2 separate regions of the Homo sapiens genome follow, and region 2 is linked to region 1. A link is a loop called in an ENCODE intact Hi-C map of the cell type or tissue named here. Cell type or tissue: CD4-positive, alpha-beta T cell. All regions are shown on one strand.

Region 1 (2,500 bases):
TTGCTGTGCACTGTCTCAGAGTATGATAGGACAATATTGGAGGTCCCAGATGTCTGCTCCTTCTGTCTCCAAGAGCCATCCTGGTCAACACCGTGTTGGCAGGTCAAAATATGTGCTGCTTGGCCATTTGCCCTTTTATGCATGATCCTGTAAATATCTGTAAGCCACCACTTACTTATCTACTCTCCCAATTATGAGCACCCAGGTTACCTCCAGTTGCTGGACACTACAAACCACACTGTCATCTTTGTGCATATATGCTTGCAAGCCTGTGTGAGGATTTATTTGAGATATATGCCCAGGAATGAAATGGCTGGATCATAGGTTATGTAGATACTTTATCTGCTTAAATAAGAACAGCAGCACCAATGTACACTTTCACATTACTCAACATCTTTACCTATGTGTCTCTGCATGCACAGGTATAAAGTCTGGAAAATTACAGTTTTGGCCTTACTCACACAACTTCCTGAAAATAATTTCTCAACCCTAGTCCCCATACATCATGAAAAGAGCCTTTCCTTATGACAATGTGGACTTGTGCTTCTTTGTCCCACCAGGTCCCTATCTATCTTTCTGCCTCCTCCCTATGCATGAAGCACCTCATCCTCAAATTTGGGGAGATCCTGTCCAATTTAAAAATTCTGCTACTCAATCATACTAAAATAGAAAGCTATGATTGATTTTGATGAGTATGACTATCTATTTGGGGTGGGAAGAAGAGATGAACATGGTTTGTTTTTTAGATGGTAAAAACAACTAAATAGAACACTAAGAGATGTGAGCAAGCACTAGAGTGGTGCCAAAATTGTTCTTCGCTCTGATCCCTCCGTTCAACAGATCTATAAAGCCCTTCCCAGTCTCTCTTCAGATGCCAGGGCTACGGGATTCCACTGGCTGTAGCACCTCATCGCCTGCTGTAGGCTCCATGACTCGTTTCCAGTCTGCCATCTTGTGGTCCTTCCTGTTGCTGCATTCATACTGGTTTACCGAGAGGGCAACAGTGGATTTAGTAGACTTCACGTAGCTTGCGTCGCTGCTCCTGTCTCCGTGTAACTCACAATAAAGAGATTTTGGCATCAACCGTGAGCTTAGGGGTAGAAGGGTATATGTTAGGAGGTGGGAGCAGAATCAATTCTTCAAATCTTAATGATGTAAGTCATAAAGATGTTTCCTCGAGCCACTGTTGATTCATTGTTAATGATTCATTGTTAATGATTCATTACTGCGTTTTCTGCAACACTAAGAAACCGTTGTTTCTACTAACTTTATAAAAAACATATAAGATAAAGAACAAGTGAAAATCCAGATTTTTTTAATGAGGTATGTATACCTTCGTGGAAAATTTGAAGACAGAGACAATGTTTTACTATTTTCATTTTTGCACCTACAGTTTCTAGCATAGGCTTGGCATCTTGTAAATATTCAATAAATGTTTGTTGAATGAGTGCGTTAATTGATTCTCCTACCAGTCTGAGCTATCAGTTATGTCTCTGTGGCTAGATGGACACCATGTCTTCCATCCCTGCCAAGAGTTCAACTGAATTCAAGTTTATAAATGGAAATGTGTGTGTATGAAGGAATTAAAACAATTCAGAAAATATAAAGTTTTAAAAACGACCTTTCCTAGACATAGTCATTGTTAATAACTGGGTATGTATCTTTCTAGACCTTTTCAATATTTCTATGTATTTACATATATAAATATACAAATCTATACACACATATAGATTTATTAAAACATAAAAGGGGTTTCTTTGGGAAATAGTTCTTGAATTTGCTTATTTTTCTTACAGTTAATACGTGTAGGAGATCATTCCATGTCCATATGTAGAAGTCTATAGCATTCTGTTTGGCAGATGGATAGCATTACATAGTATAAATGTCTCATAATGTTAAAATCATTTCCCCTTTAGTGGAAATCTTTGTTCTTACAATGTTTTCCTGTACAATTCTTGGCCATGAAACTTGGTACACAAATGTGTCTTTCTGTAGGTCAGTGTCCATGAAGTGGGGTTGCTGGTCAAAGTATATATTGTATTTAAAATTTTTCACGAATACTCCTAAATTTATTATGAATTGATACAAAGGCCTTGTCTCACGAATTAAGATTAATAAGAAATACGGAAATCATTATTACTTTTTAATTTTTAGGGATGTATTTGACATGATCCTAAATAATGTGGCTGGCTGAACTTCCTGTTTCCTAATCATTTGTATATCTTCTAGATACTTCTATATATGCTGGCTTGAAAAACTGGCACAGAGAAGCATAACTGGGCTTGGTTTTTCTTTTTCTCGTTTCTCCTATGGAGAATTCTAAGCAGCAGGTAGCACCCTGGAGCACTGTGTTTGAGCTCTGAGAGCGGTCCTTCTATGGATTCAACTGGTTCACAAAAGAAAACTTTTGCAGTATCAATATTTGATATATGTTTGACTTCATATTATTACATGACATTTCTTTTTGTCATGAAAAATGAATACTTATTTATTATAGAAA
Region 2 (2,500 bases), 510 kb before region 1:
AGTTAAGTGCTGATAGACACATAAACATGATGTAGATGTAAAGGCAGCAACATAAAATAGTGCTAAAAAGAACTCTAAGTTTCATACCATCAGGACCCAAAGGAAAAATAATGTTTTATTTTTATAAGGAGGAATAGGTTCAGAGAAAGATGATTTTACATGAACATATCTTCCCAAGTCCTGAGGTATGTTTCTTTGTGTAGAAGTTGGAGCAAGAGAGTAGCACAGGCATTCATGAGTACAGAAACCGCTCTAGCAAAGGCTCCAAAGGGTGGGTGTGTGTGGTTAACTGCAATGGCTTAAGGATTGGCCCAGGGGAGATGAGTGGTTAGATATAAAATAGGACTTGGTTTGAGGCATTTAAAAGTGAACTTAAAGTGCATTTTAAAGATCTATGGCATGATATGCCAGTGGTTCCCAAATGTTGATGCATATTATAATCACCTAGAAAGCTTGTTTGAAAACAGATTTCTAGTATTCACACTAGACCTTCTAAATCAAAACCTCTGGGGTGAGGCCTAAAAACATTTACTTTTAGCAAGATACCCTGGTGAATCTTATGTTATTTGTTGGTAAATGCAGGGTGGACAGGTGGAGGGGAGAAGTTTTGAAGTCAGAAAGCAAGTTGGTGGTTACTAAAATATTCTAGGAGGCAGAAGGCAGGGTCTGTGGAGTGACAGGAGCCATTAGACAGAAAGATAGGAAGATAAAATATATGATGAGGAGCATGCTTGTAATCCCAGCTACCTGGGAGGCTGCTGCAGGTGGATCACTTGAACTCAGGAGTTCAAGGCCAGCCTGGGCAGCCCATCATATATATTATATATATATATATGGTGAGGAGGTAGTTGATAGGACTTGGAGACTGAATGTTAACTTAAATGAATCATGCAGTTTTCAAAAATGTAATTCATTATTGATTCAAACCCATCTTGTACTTTTCCATGTGCTCTCCTATACTTTGGAGGAAGTGTATCAACAAGGGAGTTCCATTGCCTGTAAACAGGCTCAAAATATGTTCACTCCAAGTGCTATATAGTAAGGTGAACAGTAGATGGCACTTTTGTACTATGCTGAATTTCCAAATTTGAAGGCCAAGGAAGAACCAGTGCTAAAATAAAAATAACTCTTTATAATGCTCAAGTAAGTACATTCAATTTCTGTTTTAGGGGGAACTGTATAAGAAGGGCTAATTAGAGGTCAGTTTGTCCTAGCTAGTACCCGGCCTCCAGTAAAACCTTGTAGGTTTTTAAATACTGATCCTGCTTGTGGCTCCCACCCACATAAATGATTAGGTTGCAGTCCAGAGAGGTCTAAATAATCATTGTAGCAAGTGGAATTAGGCTTGAGGTTAGAAAAAACTTCCCCAACTTTGACCACATTTCCAATTGTCTACCTCTGAGCTTTTGCTATTTGCAAAGGTGAAGAAAAGCCGAAAAGAACAAAATCAAATACTATGGAAAAGAACAATGGGAAGGGCAGTTTAGAGTAATAAATGAGGACAGTGGAATGAAAATAAAGGAGATATTACTTTCATTTTGTAAAACTTATTATTATAAACCTTGGCAAGAATGCAATGTTTTATACATTTACATAACACTTGCAATCACACAAAAGTCATGACAGTGATTAAGAGAGTGGATTCTGGGCCAGGTGAGGTGGCTCACACCTGTAATCCCAGCACTTTGGGAGGCCGAGACAGGCGGATCACGAGGTTAGGATATTGAGACCATCCTGGCTAACACGGTGAAAACCAGTCTCTATTAAAAAAAAAATACAAAAAAAATTAGCCGGGCTTGGTGGCGGGCGCCTGTAGTCCCAGCTGCTCGGGAGGCTGAGGCAGGGGAATGGCGTGAACCTGGGAGGCGGAGCAGCTTGCAGTGAGCCGAGATCGCGCCACTGCATTCCAGTCTGGGCGACAGAGTGAGACTCCGTCTCAAAAAAAAAAAAAAAAAAGAGAGAGTGGATTCTGGAGGCAGACTGCGAGTGTCTAAAAATCTCAACTCTGCCACTTCCTAGTTAGCAGTGTGCCTTGGGCAAGTAACTTAATGTCTTTGCATATCAATTTACTCATCTATAAAACGGAAATGGTAATAATAGCACATCTCTAATAAGATCGTTATGATCACTAAATGTCAAAATTTGTAAGGTACTTAGAAAAGTCCTGGCATGTAGTGAAAACATAGGTAGGTATATTAGTCCGTTCTCACATTGCTATGAAGAACTACCTGCGACTGGGTAATTTACAAAAAAAGCGGGTTTAATTGGCTCATGGTTCTGCAGGCTGTACAGGAAGTATGGCTGGGGAGGCCACAGGAAACTTACAAACATGGTGGAAGGCAAAGGGGAAGAGAGCATGGCTGCTCCATGGCTGGAGCAGGAGGAAGAGAGCAAAGGGGGAAGTGCTACACACTTTTAAACAACCAGATCTCGTGATAACTCACTCAGAACAGCAAGGGAGAAATCCACCCCCATGATCCAATCACCTCCCACCAGCCCC

Evidence for each region. A loop is a pair of places that touch in the nucleus more often than their neighbours do. Peaks named below come from ENCODE experiments on the same cell type or tissue, not always from the same donor. Only the 100,000 strongest peaks of a DNase experiment are listed, where the experiment ranks them.
Region 2: it touches region 1 in a loop (6-fold over the local background); 93 of 110 quality-filtered maps call a loop at or near these places.

The regions. Positions count from the first base shown.
Region 1 is chr12:89,018,207-89,020,706 of GRCh38, reverse strand. It overlaps LINC02458 (long intergenic non-protein coding RNA 2458), which reads left to right and starts at 1,015. Exons shown (of 3, transcript NR_038385.1): 1 at 1,015-1,154. In CD4-positive, alpha-beta T cell, CTCF peaks have their summits at 759 and 961 (motif pointing left); a DNase peak (open chromatin) is centred at 956; H3K4me3 peaks cover 346 bases.
Region 2 is chr12:89,528,488-89,530,987 of GRCh38, reverse strand. All of the region lies in intron 1 of POC1B-AS1 (POC1B antisense RNA 1), which reads right to left. Among named protein-coding and RNA genes, the nearest start is that of POC1B-GALNT4, 3.5 kb to the right of the region's middle. In CD4-positive, alpha-beta T cell, a CTCF peak has its summit at 1,036 (motif pointing right); a DNase peak (open chromatin) is centred at 1,057.